Linked DNA regions of Homo sapiens: region 1 is linked to region 2. A link is an interaction called in ENCODE POLR2A ChIA-PET data of the cell type or tissue named here. Cell type or tissue: PC-9. All regions are shown on one strand. Links, peaks and the distances in the headings refer to the core of each region. The heading gives the core; the rest is flanking DNA. Region 1 holds the start of LINC02888 (long intergenic non-protein coding RNA 2888). Region 2 overlaps LINC02889 (long intergenic non-protein coding RNA 2889).

What was found. Peaks named below come from ENCODE experiments on the same cell type or tissue, not always from the same donor. Only the 100,000 strongest peaks of a DNase experiment are listed, where the experiment ranks them.
Region 1: POLR2A ChIA-PET joins it to region 2 with 10 read pairs; 4 of 35 experiments call an interaction of 5 or more read pairs at or near these places.

What each region holds. Positions count from the first base shown.
Region 1 is chr7:17,373,667-17,382,014 of GRCh38, reverse strand. LINC02888 (long intergenic non-protein coding RNA 2888) reads right to left here and starts at 7,098. Exons shown (of 3, transcript NR_110015.1): 1 at 6,960-7,098. In PC-9, for the core only: no CTCF peak of the experiment used is centred there; no DNase peak of the experiment used is centred there.
Region 2 is chr7:17,542,286-17,550,633 of GRCh38, reverse strand. All of the region lies in intron 1 of LINC02889 (long intergenic non-protein coding RNA 2889), which reads left to right. Among named protein-coding and RNA genes, the nearest start is that of LINC02889, 12 kb to the left of the region's middle. RefSeq lists a silencer at 3,695-3,989. In PC-9, for the core only: no CTCF peak of the experiment used is centred there; a DNase peak (open chromatin) is centred at 3,823.

The DNA of each region.
Region 1 (8,348 bases), core at 95-8,094, 170 kb after region 2:
CAAGAGGTGACAGAAGTGGAGAGAAACATACTATGAACACTAACAAATGAATCGCAGGTACCGCTAAGGGATATAGAGAAGATAAAATAGGGTAATGTGCTAGAAAATGACTGGGAAGATGGGCTGGGGCTTGCTTTGTCTGGGCTTGTCAGGGAAGGCGTATCCTCAGAGGTGACATTTGAATTGAGGCCTGAATTAAGAAGCCACATGCAGATCTGTGGAACATCTTAAGCAGAGGAAACAGTAGCACAAAGCCCTTAGGTTAAGGAGTTTGTAATGTCTAGAAGCCTGTGTATCAGAATGCTAACTAATCATGGTTATTTCCTACTGGTGGGATTACAGATTACTGTGTATTTTCTTGTATTTGCTTAACTGTAATATTCTTATTTTTCTATAATTGACATGGATTAATTTTTAATAGGAAATAAAAGTTAATATAAGTAATAAAATATTGCTTTCATCCATGTACTTTAGATGGCAGTTTCCCAAAATGATTGCTCACAGTAACAAAGATAAGGCCTTAATTTAGAAAACCAGTAGGGCTCATTCTGTCAACTTCATGATTAAAACAGTCTATTTCATATGTCATTCTTATCTTGGCCCTCTATTTTTTCTGTTTTCTCAGTGATTAAGTTGGGAAGCAATTAATTTGACCAAGGTAAGATATTCCATGGAAGCATAAGAATAGCTTAGAGTTGCATATTTATTACAGAAGCTAGGTGTAGTAACATTAAAGCAGTGCATAAATCAGGGCAAGTTTATTTGGACTCAAAGTTACAATAAACAAGTTGGGCACAGTGGCATTTGCCTGTAGTCACAGCCTCTTGGGAGGCTAAAGCAGGAGTATTGCTTGAGCCGGCTTGGGCAACATAACAAGACTCTGTCTCTAATGAGTTATGATAGACAAAATGTATCCCGCTTACCTAGTGTTGAAATGGGGGTGGGGCAGCAATCCCTCATGTATGATTTCCAGTAACACAAATCCTCATTTAGATGCAGACATGCTATACATGATCTTACAAACAGAGTTTCTAGGCACCAGCACTTACTGCAAGATTGTCAGGGGTATGTGAATAAGACATCTGCTTTCTATTGATTCTGTAGGGAGCAACTCACTGAATCATCACATTTCTTCCCACTGAAATAAGCACTTTGGTCTTTGGTCTATTTTCTGATAAGATGGTAATAAATGATCCAAAGGAAAACATTCATTTGTAATCGTGCTGTATCGTTATTCTCATTTATTTGTATTTAAATTGATTTGACTTGATCTCTAAACACTGATTCTTTGCTGTGGCAATATAGAGATACATGATTTGAACTACACGGCAGGTTAATTCACTAAAGATATAGAAGGTCTATGGAAAAGGGAGCTATTCTGTTGTAAGTAATACAAAGTTAACACACTTTGACAAAAGAAGGGAGAGGCTTTGACCTCTACTGAGCTAAATTTTTATGAGCAATTACACCACAAAATTGAAATTAAATATGTGTGGGATTTGGATTAAGTATACCTTGGGGGATATAGGAGCAGGAGGAATGGATGTTTCGGTGGGGTGGGGAGGAATCACTTTCTGTAAAATTTTGCTTTAATTTGGCTCTGCCTAAGGGATTTTTAGGATTTATCTGATCTCTGAAGTTCTATTCGACTTTACCATTTAATGAAAAGCAGAATATGTTCAGTGTTAAAAGGGGCTCACTGTGTGGAAACTAATTAAAATGGAAAGTTTACAAGAATATTTATATTAAATATTTTTATCTACTCAGTTTTCTTTTAGATACTTCTATTGTAAAACAAAAACAAAAACAAAAAACAAAAGTTCTTAACCTCTCTGAAGCTGTTACAAGTTTACGGGTTAAAGTAGTTAATAAAACAGACAGATATGGGCTTTCTATAGACAAAAGGACCTCTGAAGTCTTGGTAGGACAGATGATAAAGAACACCATGTTTGCTTGGATTACACATAAATAAAATAAAAATCCATCAGACAAGCATCTTGAATAATAAATAGAGCATTTGGTATTATCTTCAAGTGCTAAAAAATGATCTTTGTAGTTATTTTTATATAAAAATGGTTGCTCTTCAAAAGGCATGATAAAAATATGGTTTTCCTCAAAGGAAATCTCATGGAAATCACATAATCATTAAATGAATTGCTGATTTGGATCTATTTTTGCAAGATTGCTAGTAAAAAGTCAGGATTCAAAAAACAGTGGTAACTTATACACACAACTACTTATGGGAATTAATCAAGAAAATTGGAAAACATGAACAAAATGTTGTAGGATTTTCTACCTAGTTCAGCTAAAAATGGGGTACTTGTCACATTGCCATAAAGTATGAGGCTTGCAGATACTTTCAAGGTTGAGAAAATGCAATTTATTGGGCAAAAAGGAAGAAAAGGGGAAACAGGTACCCTCAGCAGAGTGAGTCCTGCTAGTATATCCTTCCTGCCTCGCAGATTGAATCCCAGGTTCCTCCCAGGAGAGAGGAAGGGCCAAGCTCCTCCCTGCTGCAAATGGCACAAACTTCTGTGGCTCCACCCCAACGTGCACACTTTCCACTGCACGGGCTGGTTGGAATTTTTCCAGGAACCCCTTCACACTTGGCTGTCTCATTAAGTGATATAAACAAACATCGAATATGAGTCCATTATTGCAGATTCTGCCTTGGATATGACAAACACCAGTCAATTGATTATTGTGTGCAAGTAGTAAAATAGACAACCTAGGAGTAATTTTTACCATTTTTTGCCAACTGAAGGCTATGACTTTACTTGACTTTACTCAACAAAGAAGTTCTGGACATTGTACCTTGACAATGAACAACTGACAACATTCATAGTCTTTTGACAGTAGAGCTGTAATGAAAGATATAGACAGCATTCTTTTTTAGTAAGTACACGGAATATGTCTGTGAGCAGCTCATTATCTAAGTCTCATGAGATGAGGACTCACCTCCAGGACACCCTGAAGTTGTGGACTATTCGCATACCTTTTCAACAGTTCTATATTTATATATATATTTTCCAGGTTTGTCTCAAAGGCGCAGTATTTTAAATACACACATCAAATTGGATTTTTCTTTAAATGATCTAATTTAATGAGATGGTCTATCCATTGCAAAGTTTTTCAGACTTTGGAAGATGGGACAATGATATTTTAAATTCTCTAAAATATATTTTAGAGATGCAGAAGAGAAGCTCAAACTCAAGATATGACATTTATTTTAAAGGTTGATGAAGCTCAAATATACCATTTTAAACTGCAAGTTGTAATGACATTTTGGAACATTTCAATAAAACATAAAGTACAGACTCTTAAACTATTTTGTCTTCAGACTTATTACAGAACTAAGTGAATAAAATTCTTAGAATATAAACAAAAGCAATGAAGTTTATTAGTAAAATCAAGAAAAAATTATCCTGACATCTAGAAGAATATTGAAACAAAAATTTTTCATAGGTAAACTGCAATGGGTCTCTAAATTTTAGAAGGTAATGAATGACTACAGATGCTTCTATCGCTCTACTCTGGGCTGTAGAGCTCCCTTCCTGTCCTTGGAGCACCTCACAAGCAGTCTATGTCTTGTGACTTCAGGGATGCACTATGAACCATAGCATTGGTGTTGAAGAGTGGATCAAGTAAAGTTTGTCTTGTTTCCTCTTCATATACAATGTAAACTTACATTTCTAAGTTCTGGTATTAACTCGTGTACTCCAGTAGATTCTCCTGTGCACTTCTTGGGAGGCAATAACCACACTTGAGAGAGTAATGCTGTTAAGTGTTTTCATGCTTTAAATTCTAAGACTTCAAGATTAGGTCACTATCACTCTTCAATCCATGACTATTAGGCTGTGACCCAAATAATGTTTAATTACGCATCTTGCTAACATTCCTTCTGTGAACTATAATCAACTTTGCCTTAACACAATACTTAAAATTGGCCATTTAATATCTTATTAATCCCTTGGTCTCTGGGGAAGAACAATAAAGATGATTGACTATTCTGTATGTAATTTGCCTAAAGATTTAACATTTCTCCACATGTTTAAAGTATTTAGGGACATGTATTCTAACTTATACTTAATAGACATTATTAATGAAAATATACTACCCATAGAATATTCATATACCAAAAGCTGCATTGGAAGAAAGTAGTTTGGGATAAACCTTAGGATTTATCATAAAACCCCAGAACTAAGAGCTGTGTGATTAATAGAAAAGCACAATCTATTAGACATGCTTCCCAGCCGTTCTCAGAACTTTGTGATCTGTGGTCACACCCAGAGCTGAGAGACCAGCTGAACTTTGTAATTGAACTTAATATGGTTAAATCAGTTATTAATATATTTCTATAATTTTTTTCAGCTTGTATAGTTAATCATTAAGATAGGCAGAGGTGGACCCATAAAGGGACCTAAAGAATAAAGATAAAATAAAGATAAAGAGAAGGGAAGGACCCAAGCAGGTTTCTCTGTGCTTCATTATTTGGTAATCTTGGGAAAGTTACTTTCTTTTAAATTACCTTATTTAAACTGGACAATTTGTACTCCTTTTTTTTTGAGATGGAGTCTCGCTCTGTCGCCCAGGCTGGAGTGCAGTGGCACAATCTCGGCTCACTGTAATCTCCGCCTCCCAGGTTCACGCCATTCTCCTGCCTCAGACTGCCGAATAGCTGGGACTACAGGCACCCACCACCATGCCCAGATAATTTTCTGTATACATATATATATACACGTATATATATATATAAGTGTATATATATATGTGTATATATATATGTATATATATATGTGTGTATATATATATACGTATATATATATGTGTATATATATATATATATACACATATATATTTATTTATTTATTTTTTAGTAGAGATGGGTTTTCACCGTGTTAGCCAGGATGGTCTCTATCTCCTGACCTCGTGATCCGCCCACCTCGGCCTCCCAAAGTGCTGGGATTACAGGAGTGAGCCACCATGCCCGGCCCAATTATCATATTTAAGATACACCTGAAATGTAAGTTTCTACAGAAATCCCTGATTTACTTAATGGTAATCAGATAAAAGCTTTTGCCTTAATGCTTTTTATTGTGCACCTGAAAAGAATTTTACACCCATCACTAGGACCCTTCCTTATCACCCTGGGAAGAACAAATCTCCTTTTCTGAGTGTTCTAGAGAGCCTCAGGTGACAAAGTTGCTACCTATCACAGTTGGCTGCAGACGAGGTACAACTTTCACTTTTCCTTTAATATTTAGTAGTTTTCATTGCTCAGTGTTAAATCTACCTACCATATTCAGGAGATTCATGAGTTTATGAAGCTAATCCCCCAAGTCAAGAATGTTTCCTCTATAATTGAGGCACAATAATCAGGAAATTTTAAAAGACAGTCATGAAGGGAAAGAATGTTTCTTACCAATAAAATGTGTGTGCTCTCCCAAGCATGCTGTGTTATAATTTTTTTAGATTTGGACAAACATCTAAAATATTCCCAGAAATATTAAAGAACAGTAAACATCAGTTTAGGAAACAACTTTTGAACTACATGGAACCAATGTAAAAACTAAAGTTACATTCATTCTGAAAATGGCAACCAAATGAAAGGTACTGTCAGATCTTTCCAAGAGCAATATTATGAGAGGAAGAGAATAAAAACAATCATTTATGGGAAAGCATGGGCACATGTGCACACAGCCATCTACACAGATGTACTAACCCATGGTCATCCACTCGTGTTCCTCTACATACTTGTATATTTGGATACCTCTGAATGTTCTCATTGCTAAGTTTAGCTATGTATTTTTACATGGGCCTATTCATGTCGCTATTTTTCTATATCAACCACTTATACAAAACTCCCCACTCTGTCCAAAACATACAGACCAAAGTGACAGAACATGGACATTCACAACAAATAGGCTAATGGACAGCCTCAAGCTCTTTTGTTTCCACCAGTTGAGTTGTGTCCTGAGATTCAATTTATTTGTCCCAAACCTGAGAATAAAAATATTACAAATGAAATGCAACAAGAAATTTACTGCTCCTATGAAAATTTGGTTAAAAGTATTAAAATATTTTGACAATGGAAGTAATTAAAAATGTTTTTGAATTCGATGTGGGCAAGAAAATTGTTAAAGATTCGGGAGGAATATATTAACATTCTAGGAAGATTCTACACTCTTTAAAAGTGTCTCAGTTCTCATTCTATTTTAAAAAGTGGTTATAGTAGTTGATGAATTTCAGGTGTGGGAGATACAAGAAACACAGTGACAAGTTCTAGCAGTAGATCCTTTTCTAAAGACAAGGACTTGTAACAACCTGTATACCAAAAGATCAATTAAAAGATGCACATTTGTATGTTTTAAGTTAAAAAAATTTAAGGTGTGTATACATGTTTTAAGGACTCCCTGCTTTAACCACATTTTTCAATTAACCAGTTGCCTATTAGTCTGGACCTCATCATAGAAAAACTCTCCTAATACAGATAACTTACCTTGGTCCCATCCTACCAAGTGCTTGAGTCACCTTCTAAAAAGATGTACATGTTGCATGAAAGTATAAAATCAAAGCTGAGGTTTTAAGGAGGAACGGAAAAAACAAGGAGAGACCAATATAGCCAGTTTTATTCAGTTATGAGATTTGGGTCAGTTTAGTTTTCTAATGCCAAAGCAAAGAGACAAATTGACCGCAAGATTCATTGCATCCAAATTAAGAAAAAATAAAAAATGAAAAAGTGGTTGCTCAGGCAAAGCACAGCTTTTCCTGATATCAAGAAAAATCTGATAAAAAGTGGATCAATCTAGCAAAGTTGTTTGGATACTAACTATAGCTGAAATAAGGTACATTCATGAAATGTTTGAAAAACTAAAAAGAACTTCATTATATGGCAGTACTTCATCATAAATTTCCAACATAACCTTGTACTAATAGCAGCTCATTTACTGAGCACTTACCTTACCAGGAACAGGGTTCACGGCTTATGTGGATGATCTCATTTTGTCCTCACAGCATCCTCCTCACAGAGGGTGGGTGCTATTATTAGCACCATTTTAAAGAGGAGGAATCTGAGTCCCAGAGGCCAAGTAGTTGGGCCAAAGTTGTAGGGCTACCAAGCAGAAAACCAGCTCCAGCATGCTAAACCACTTTCCAGCACAAGGCTGAACTTTTCCCTTCTCAAGTATTTGCAGTTCGTGCTACTGAGCCTACTCCTTGGACAGCGTCCCTCAGCTGCTTTTGCTTGCAATCGTTCTCATACCCGACTACACACATATTAGAATTACCTGGGAAGCTTTAAAAAACAAGCCTTTTGGCTCCACCCTAAGTAGCTCTGATTCAATCCATCTGGGGAGGGACTTGGTATCAGTATTTTTTTTTAAGTCACCTTAGGTTGTTGACCATTGAAGGTGAGGTAAACACCTGTTTATACTTAACGATAAATGAAGATTTGCAAAATAAGTGTCCTGTCAAATACATTGGGGGCTGGTGTGATTGCACAATGGTCCATTGTGCTGCTGCTCTTGGCTGGCCCTATTTTGGGCAGCTCTAATGAGAGTTGATACACTTATAACACCTCACTTTGTCAGCTTTGTGGCTTCAGTCACAATTCCGTGTTAACACAAAAAGTTTCGTTGACATTACATTACATTAATTTGTGGTCAGCCTTGAAAGACTCTTCTGATTATTTTTGCTATGTAACAAATCATCTCAAAACCTAGCGGCAGGTAACACCACCATTTCATCATGCTCACAGATTCTATGGGTCAGAAACTTGGACATCGCAAGGCAGGTGTGGTTTATCTGTGCTCCACAGTGTAGCAGCTCCAGCTGACTTGATTGTACTGGGCAGGAATTATCTGGAGGCTTCTTCATTTATAGATCTTGCCTGGGCTGGAATGACTTGAAGGCTGGCTGCAGCTGAGACTGTCAACTTTAACACCTTACACCTGGGCTCTCCACACGGCATGGCCTCTTCCTCATACCTTCTGAGCCTCAGGATAGTTAGGCTTTTCACCTGGCAGCTTGGGGCTCTGGGAGTGAATGTTTATTCCACCTGACATCCATGGTCTTTTCAGCTTCTTGGTTTTTTCTGTCCCTACTTTGGACAATTATTTTGCATAATTTCTGCTGAACTGTAGTGGTTAAAAACAGTCACAAATTTCCTCAAGAGGAGGAGACCAAAAGCCCCACAAGTGCTTTTTAGCCTCAAGGATAAAATCCATTATTACGTTTCCTTCAAAGTATATAATTACCATCTTAATAACTGTTTAAATATTTATTGAATAAACTGGTAGAGCCAATTCATTATATAGTTTATAATGGTTTTTATACCTGTTGGAAGATAA
Region 2 (8,348 bases), core at 92-8,091:
GCTGCTTAATTTCCAAATAAGTGAGAATTTCTAATATGTTTTTGTTATCCATTTCTAGATTAACTTTTTTTAGTATAATAGAATACAGTTTGTATGATTTTACATACAAAGATTTGAGATTGATACAAAGGTTGAGATTTGCTTCATGGTCCAGAATGAGACCTGTCTTGTTGAATGTTCCTTGTGCAAAAGAATGGGTGCTGTTTGGTGGTTTTTGTAAATACCAGTGAGCTCACAGAAGTTGGTTGCTAGTTTTGCTAAGGTTCTACAGACTTATTGGTTCTCTTTCTATTTGTTTTATTACAGAAAAAGGAAGAGAAAAGTATTTAAGTTTCCAACCGTAATGTTGGATTTGTCCATTTCTACTTCTAGGTCTCCTCTTTCATTTTGCTTGTCATATCTTTGTCATTAGGCACCCCTGCCTTTGCATTGTTAAGTCTTCTTTGTGTATTGACCCGTTTGACATTATATAATATCACTTTTTCCCTAAAAATATTCCTTGTTCTGAAATCCACGTTATGTGACATTAATGTAGTCACTGCAACTTTTTTTTGGATTAGTGTTTTTGCATAGTATATCTTTCCCCATATACTTATTTTTACCTTTTTGTCATTAGAATTAAAATGAGCTTATTGTCAATTGAATGCATTTGCATCTTGTTCTTTTTCTTTTTAAATCTATCTTTATTTTATAATTAGTTTGTATTGACCATTTCAATATAATTGTAATATAATTACCATTATGGTTGGATTAAAACATACAATCTTGCTGTTTTCTACTCTATCTTCTCTTTTTCTTTTATTATATATTGAATTAAGTATTTTTCATTTCCATTTTATTTCCACTATTGACTTATTATTTGTTTCATTATATTATTTCCACTATTGGCTTTCTAAAATGTTTTTCATCTCATTGGCTAGCATTTGCCATATATATATCTCTAATTAATTTCAGTCTACATTCATGTAGTCTACCTCTTCGTGAATAGTGTAAGAACTTTACAACAGTATATTTCCAACTCCACCTCCCAGACTTTGAGCTCATGTTGCTATAGATTTTACTTTTATATGTCCTCTACATACACAATAAATGTGTATTACAGTTGCTTTCAAAAGTCAATTTTCTTTTAGAGTAATTAAAATGGGAAAAAGCCTTTTGTTCGTCTTTATTTTAACCAGTTTCAAAGATCTTTAATTCTTTGTGTAAATCCAAGTTTCTGGCTTGTGTCATTTTCTTCCTGCCTGAAGAACTTTCTTTAACAGTTTATAGTACATGGCTGTTGGTAATGAATTTTCTTTTTTGTATGAAAGTCTTTAATATGCTTTCTGTTTTGAAGGCTATTTTCATTGAGTATAGAATTCTCAGTTGCAAGGATTTTTTCCTCCTGGGCTCAAGTGATCCTCCCACCTCAGCTCCCCAAGTAGCTAGAACTACAGGCGCATACTACCAGGCCTGGCTAATTTTCTTTTTTAAAAAATTTTTGTAGAGAGAAGGTTTTGCCATGTTGCCCAGGCTAGTCTTGATCCCCTGGACTCAAGTGATCTACCCGCCTCAGTCTCCCAAAGTGCTTGGGACTACAGGCATCAGCCACCGCACTCAGCCTTAGATTTTTCCTCCCTCTTCTATCATGTCTTCTTACTCTAGTACTTTCTAATGAGAAATCTATTGTCAATTTTACCTTTCTGTAAACTTACCTTTAAGTAATGTGCCTTTTTTCTATGGCTGTTTTTAAGATTTTCTTTTTCTTTTTACTTTTCCACACCTTATATATGATGTGTGTGTGTGTGTGTGTGTGTGTGTGTGTGTGTGTGTGTGTGTGTGTGTGTGTGTGCTTTACTTGCCTTAAACCTCTGAGCTTCTGGGACTTATGATTTGATGTTTTATTAATATTGTTGGAAAATTCTTGACCACTATTTCTTCAAATATTTATTTTGTCCTATTCTCTCTCTCATCTCCTGGGATTTCAGCTGGTGTATGCTGGACCACTTGGTACATAGCCCATTGTCTTAGTCCATTTGTGCTGCCATAACAGAATACCACAGACTGGCTAATTTATAAAGAACAGAAATTTCTCACAGTTCCAGAGGGTGGAAGTCCAAGGTAAAGAGACTGGCATGTGGCGTCTGAGGGCTATATCCTCCTGAGGGAGGGAATGCTGTGTCCTCGTGTGGTGGGAGGTGGAAGGACAACAGAGGAACAAACTCCCTCCATTAAACCCTTTTATAAGGGCGGGTGATCTCATTCATGAGGGAGAGGCTTTTGTGGCCTAATCACCTCAAAGGCCCCACCTCTTAATACTATCACATTGGAAACAGCTAATTTGGGAGGGAATCCATTCAGATCATAGCACCCTTGTACACTCTCTCCTGTTTCAGCCACTATCCTTCTCTCTGTGTTTCAGTTTGGGTAATTTCTGTTGACCTATTTTCAAGTTTACTGATTTTTTTTTTTCCTTCAGCACTGTGTCTGCCTAAGTGATAATTCAGGGCAGTCTTCATTTCTGTTTCTTTGTACTTGTTTCTAGACTTTCCATTTGACTCTTTTCATTTTTAACTCTTATGAAAATCAACATCTGTTCATGCACGTTGGCTACTTTTTTGGCTAGACTTTTTAACATGTCATATTAATTTTAAATTTGCTATGTTATGGCTCATTATACAGGCCATCTCTGGCTTTGTTCATTGTTTTTTCTCTTATAAGTGTGTTGTTTTGTCCTTGTTTGTGTGTGCCTCATAATTTTTCACTGAATGCCAGATATGTGTAGAACAGCACAGCAAGAAACTAGTATTTATGCCTGGAATGGGCGCACCCATCTCTGCTAGGCTGTCATTTTGGGGTATTAGGTCATTCTACAAAAAAGTTGAGCCAGATTTGGGTTGTGTTGTTACTATGGCTTTATTCACTGTATCTCTGACTTCAAATTCCTCCATCATTACCTTGTGTTCAGGGTGGGGTCTGCAATCGGTTTTTATTAATATTACTGTACCACCTCATCATTAGACCTTCTCTGTGCACCCGTATTTTGGAGATGGTTTGTCTCTATTCTTGTCACTGCCACAGTGATAGGCTGCTATTGCCTATCATTTAGCTTCTGCTACTCTAGTAGGCAGAGGGGCTCTGTTTTGTTATTAAATAATCATGGAGAAGATTGAGATGGTACAGATTTCCCTTCTGTCTGAAATTTCCAGAAGTTCTGTATTCTCATAGTGGCCTACTCTTAGACTTTAAGAATGTATTAAATTTTAATGGAACTTGTCTTACTTACTTGTATGACAGCCAGCCCTGTCTTCCTTCTGCTCTCATTAGTAAGTCCATGCTCATGTTCTCTTTCTTCTTGAAGACACCTGTCTTTTCTTAGGTATCTAATTAGCCTAAAACTTCACTTCTCTAGGCTCAAGAAAAATTAAGATTTGTAGTATAGCTAGCTTTTTCTGATTGATAGGGTAGGAGTGACATTCTTTCCTCATTTGTACATCCCAGGAGAAACCAAAGTCGGCATAAGCTTTTAAGTAAAATATTTGTAGCATTTCATTTTTATTCATACCAGAATGGATGCTGAAACATTTTGATATTAACTATTTGATATTGATTCTGATAAAAAATAAAGCTGGGCTTACAGAGCTCTGAGCCTAGCTTGCACAATTCCCAAAAGGACCCAACTGTATATTCTACAGACGATGATTCTACATGAAAGAACCATATCCTTGGGCACTGAGTTGGCCTTCATAGTCATTTATTGCCATACTATGAGCATAATGAGTCACAGGCACACTTCTAAATATATCAACAGCTCTGCAAAGTGTTTCAGGGGCACATCCATCAATTATGGTCATGGGAAAGGTCACAATAGTACAGGCTTTCATCATAATTCAGCTCTTCCTCCCCAGTTTGCCTTGGGTGTGTTGAAATACTGTGATTGTTCAGTTAGAAGCATTGTTCATTTTTGAGGACTAACTGGAAATGAGTAAAATATCTGAGGGAGGCCATTCCATTTGAAGGCTTATTGCCTCATTCAAAAGCTTTTTTGTGTAATAAAAGTATCTCAAAAACTCTTCTGTGAGATTCACCAACCTCGTTCCTTCTAAGCCATTGATTATAATCCATAATTTCAATGGAAGAAAAGATCCACTGTGAACTTGGATGCTAGCCCTTTTTACTGAATTCCCCTCTTACACTCCTGTTAATAACAAAAGCAGTGTAGTTCTCAGCGCTGTGGCTCTTCTGTCCAGCACAGTGAGTATTTCTGAAAGTGTAACTCCATCAGCATCAAACAGTCCATAGAGTCCTCTGACATTTTAATGTAGCTCTAAAATACGGTACAATCTTACAGAAAGCTACTCTGGAAATTAGCCTTGGATAAGAGAAGATTGTTCTGAATGCTGTTCCCTTGAATAGTGTTCTTTTTTTTTTTTTTTTAAATACCAAAAGCAATGATCCTGGCAATATTCCACAGCCTGTACAAATAAAATTAGATATCAGGAACCAGAAAATCAGAAAACATTTCAAAATTAAATATTAAAAGATCTAAAGCCAACACTCTTAGCCGGAATTTTTAAGCCAGAATATTTTAGTTTCCCTTTGGTGAATAGTAATTTAAAGCAGTTCAGGCTTTCCTTTGCTAACTTTTAAAAGTTGTGTAGATTTTTCAGACCTCAAGATTATTCACCTAAATAATTGTAGGAACCTGTTACTATGTGCTGCCCACCTTATGGCATATCAGAGTTTCCTTGGAAATTAAAGGTCACATTTTCCCCATACTATATAGATTCAGAATGAATTCCAAAACGAAATCACACCTCTTTTTTTGTCTGCTTACAATTTGAAACTCATGTGCTTTCCTATCCAATTAATATGGAGGGTTTATTTTAGCAGTACTTCATCACTTCTTATTATTTGTTCTCCATGGATTTATATTAACAATGAATGGTGAAATAGTTAAACTACTAAGTTTATGATCACCCACAGCCCTGTGAAGGTCTGGAACCACATCATAAAAGCCATTTGACACAAAAGTAGAACATATTTATTTTGGAAGAGAAACAACATTAGTGGAGATTTGGATATATTTTTGTTTGTACTAGAACTAAATTAATCAAGCCAGAAAAGATTGCCTAGCAACATCTGACATTAAAAGATTCCATAACAAAAAATAAACCACATGAAGGATAAGATAGAAGACAGCCCAAATCCCATCCAGATAAGAGTCATACTCTGTAAATGGAGCTGCCTTTAACCCTAAAGAGAAAAAGTAGAAAAGAAATTAGAGTTAAATACAAAGGAAGAACTAAGTTAACATAAAGTAATATATATTGAGTACCTACTAGATTTCAGATCCTGCACCAGGACATGGCATACATCTCATTTAATCTTAAAATACTGATGATCTCCATTTACAGAGAAGCAAGGCAATGTAGTTAAATACCACTTAACCCGTAAAGCCTGACATCTATTTAGATTCTTGCTAGATTCTTATCACTTACAGAAACCTAGGCAAATTTGTTATCCTCAAATTGCAGCCAGAAAGTAGTATGTTTTGAAGAAACATAACTTTATAGGTTTGAAATCGTTTCTCAGAAAGTTAACTAGAATATTCAACTTTTCAAACTTTCTGATTAAATGAATTCTTGTTGCTGAAACAGACACATACATGGTGTGCCCGCATCAAGGCAGAATTCTATGGAGGCAGCACTGATAGGCAAAGTTGGCCAGGGCTACTGCCACTTTAGAGGGGAGGATGGTTCTGATGGTAAGAACCAAGAATTGATGGTTAGTGCTAGGTTTGGAGACTCTTCCAAAACTGTAAGTCTTTTAAATAACAGAATTAAAGTTTTTTTTTTTTGTTCTGAAAAAGCTGGAGAGGGAGAGAGAGAGCGAGTGTGAGAGTGTACAATATCAAGTTATAGCAGAGGAAAGAAGACATCAGCTAAAAGTAATTCTTAAGATGTAACACTCTACCAGAGCAGGGGGTCAAAGGATATGTTATCAATGGATTCATACATATGCTTGTTTTGGTAGTAGATGGAAACCCTGAAGTGGTGACTTGTGATCATCTTGTGATTTGGATGGTTTAGACATTTATGTGGCTTTCTTATTTGGCTACTTTTTTAGTCTGGGCATCTATGTTTGTGTATATGTGTGTTTTTTTTCTTTTCTTTTTTTTTTCTTCCTTTATGCCATGGTCCAAGCCACTGAGCACCCTTCCGATTTCTACCTCAGTGTTCTCAAGGGGCTACAAGGCTCAGATCCAATTAAGGAGCAGAGAAGCCTGTAAAGTAAAACCTTCCAGGGACCTGACTCTTCCCCACTACTCCATCTTCTTTCCTAAAGTCACTGTTTTCTTTAGAGTGAGCAGAACTAGGCTTTCCTTTAGGCTCTTTTTCCAATCTACACAGAGCTGTCAAGGTCACATTAAATTAATAAAACAGTTCATTTTTTTTTTAAAGTCACATTATCTAAGCTAGAAAGAAAAATCAGAATGAGATACAAGTGGGATCTAGAAAAGCTTAATGAGTTTAATTCTACTCTTCAAACTTGGCAGGGAAAAATGTTGGCTTTCTTGGCAGATAAGGTGAGCATTCTCTCTGTTCATCACCATATTGAGCAGGTGAATAAGTTGGCTCCCCTGATAATCACTCGGTCTTACTTCTAACGGTATTGTGAAAACATCTATTCTCTTTCCTGAATCTTTTCAGCAACAGTCTTTCTTCCTTCATCCCTCTGCACTTTCTCCCCTGAAAAACACAACAGAAGACATATCCTCCCAAGGTAGGACAATCTACCCTGGGGCAGTGGGCTCAAAGACACAGTAATCCTTCTTCTTCCTGTTTCACTAGGAGTTACACATATGCTCCCCTAGCAAGCTTCCCAGTGTGTTGTTAGGGACTAACCTTAAGGAGTCTGTAATTCTCAAAGCACCTTAAGAAATATCATTTGGGAATTTTCAAGGTTATGAGGTCTAAGAGAAATATCATAGTTTTGATATTCTTCTAGCATCTCTCAAAAAATTACATGAATCTAAAACACACATCCTCATGGATAATAAAAAGTATTTTTACATTTACATGGGATTATAAGTAAAAACAGTTGTCTGTAATGAGAAATCCAAAAGCATTTTGCCTTAGAAGAACAACACTGGAAGAGATTTAATCCTGTCGTTTAAGAATCCTGGGTTTTGAAGATTACTCAGGAAGACATCATCACAGTTCATTATAGCTGACTTGAGTAGAAACTTGAATATTTGAAGTAAATGTTTTATATGTGGAAAATATTTTGGAAGACTTACATTTAGATAGAGTTTCTGGCTACAATGGTTGATTTGGATTGAGCCTTTTGAGAAAGACTTATTTACAACCAAACTAGCTGTATATCAGTGTTTGGGCCAGGCAGTGGAGAATAGGAAACTAGGCGAAGTTTGATTGTGTCCTTGGCTACTGCTTTGTGCACTCTTTTGCTTCCCTTTCTTAGCAGCACATTCTCAATACTCAAAGAACTTCACCTTGAGGTGCCACAGAAAAATCTTATTGGTAACATGATCCTACCGGGTCTAACTGTGAGTCCCAAGGATCTCCTGCAAGTCAGGAATGGGACCTCCTTCATTCGGGCCTGCTTCTTCAAATGGCCTTATTACCAACTAAAGATTTCTCTGGAAATATATATATGTGTGTGTGTGTGTGTGTGTGTGTGTGTGTGTGTGTGTGTACATTTGAGGCCTGGTAAATGTGGGGAAATGGAATGGTTCCTGTGTTTTTCAGAACCATATGTTTCCTAAGTGACTATTGCTTATTTTCTTTCCACATTCTTCACACACAAACACTCCTGTTGAGTATATTTGTTAAGCAGAGTACCACAGGAATGTTGGTTTTCTGTTTACTTGTTCCAAATTGACTAGGGGCGAATTCCACCTGGAATCCTAAGTTTTCAAACAATCCTGAGCAGCTAGGCCAATGGCTTGGCGAGGGGGACATGCATAATAGGGAAGATCCATTCTCCATGTATGCCAACCTTCCTTAATCCCTGCAGCGAACGCTCAGTATTGTGGGGTAGGGGAGCCCTCTTTTTAGAAAATTTCGATATTTACATTGCAATCCTTAGTCATTGACTATCCTTTGCTTTGGAAGTAGACACTGTTCTGTAGATGCTGGAGGCCCATTTAGTGATGTTTATTAGAGACTACTGTCTTTGTTCTTTATGATAAAAGGAATGCAAGTTCAACTCGAACAACATCAATGAATGCAAACAAACCTATAATCTTACCATCCCAAATAATTTTAATACATTTTGGTGAATATCCTTTCAGTCCTTTTTAAAAAAGTTACTATGCATATGTGTGTATAAAAGAGGTGCTAGGT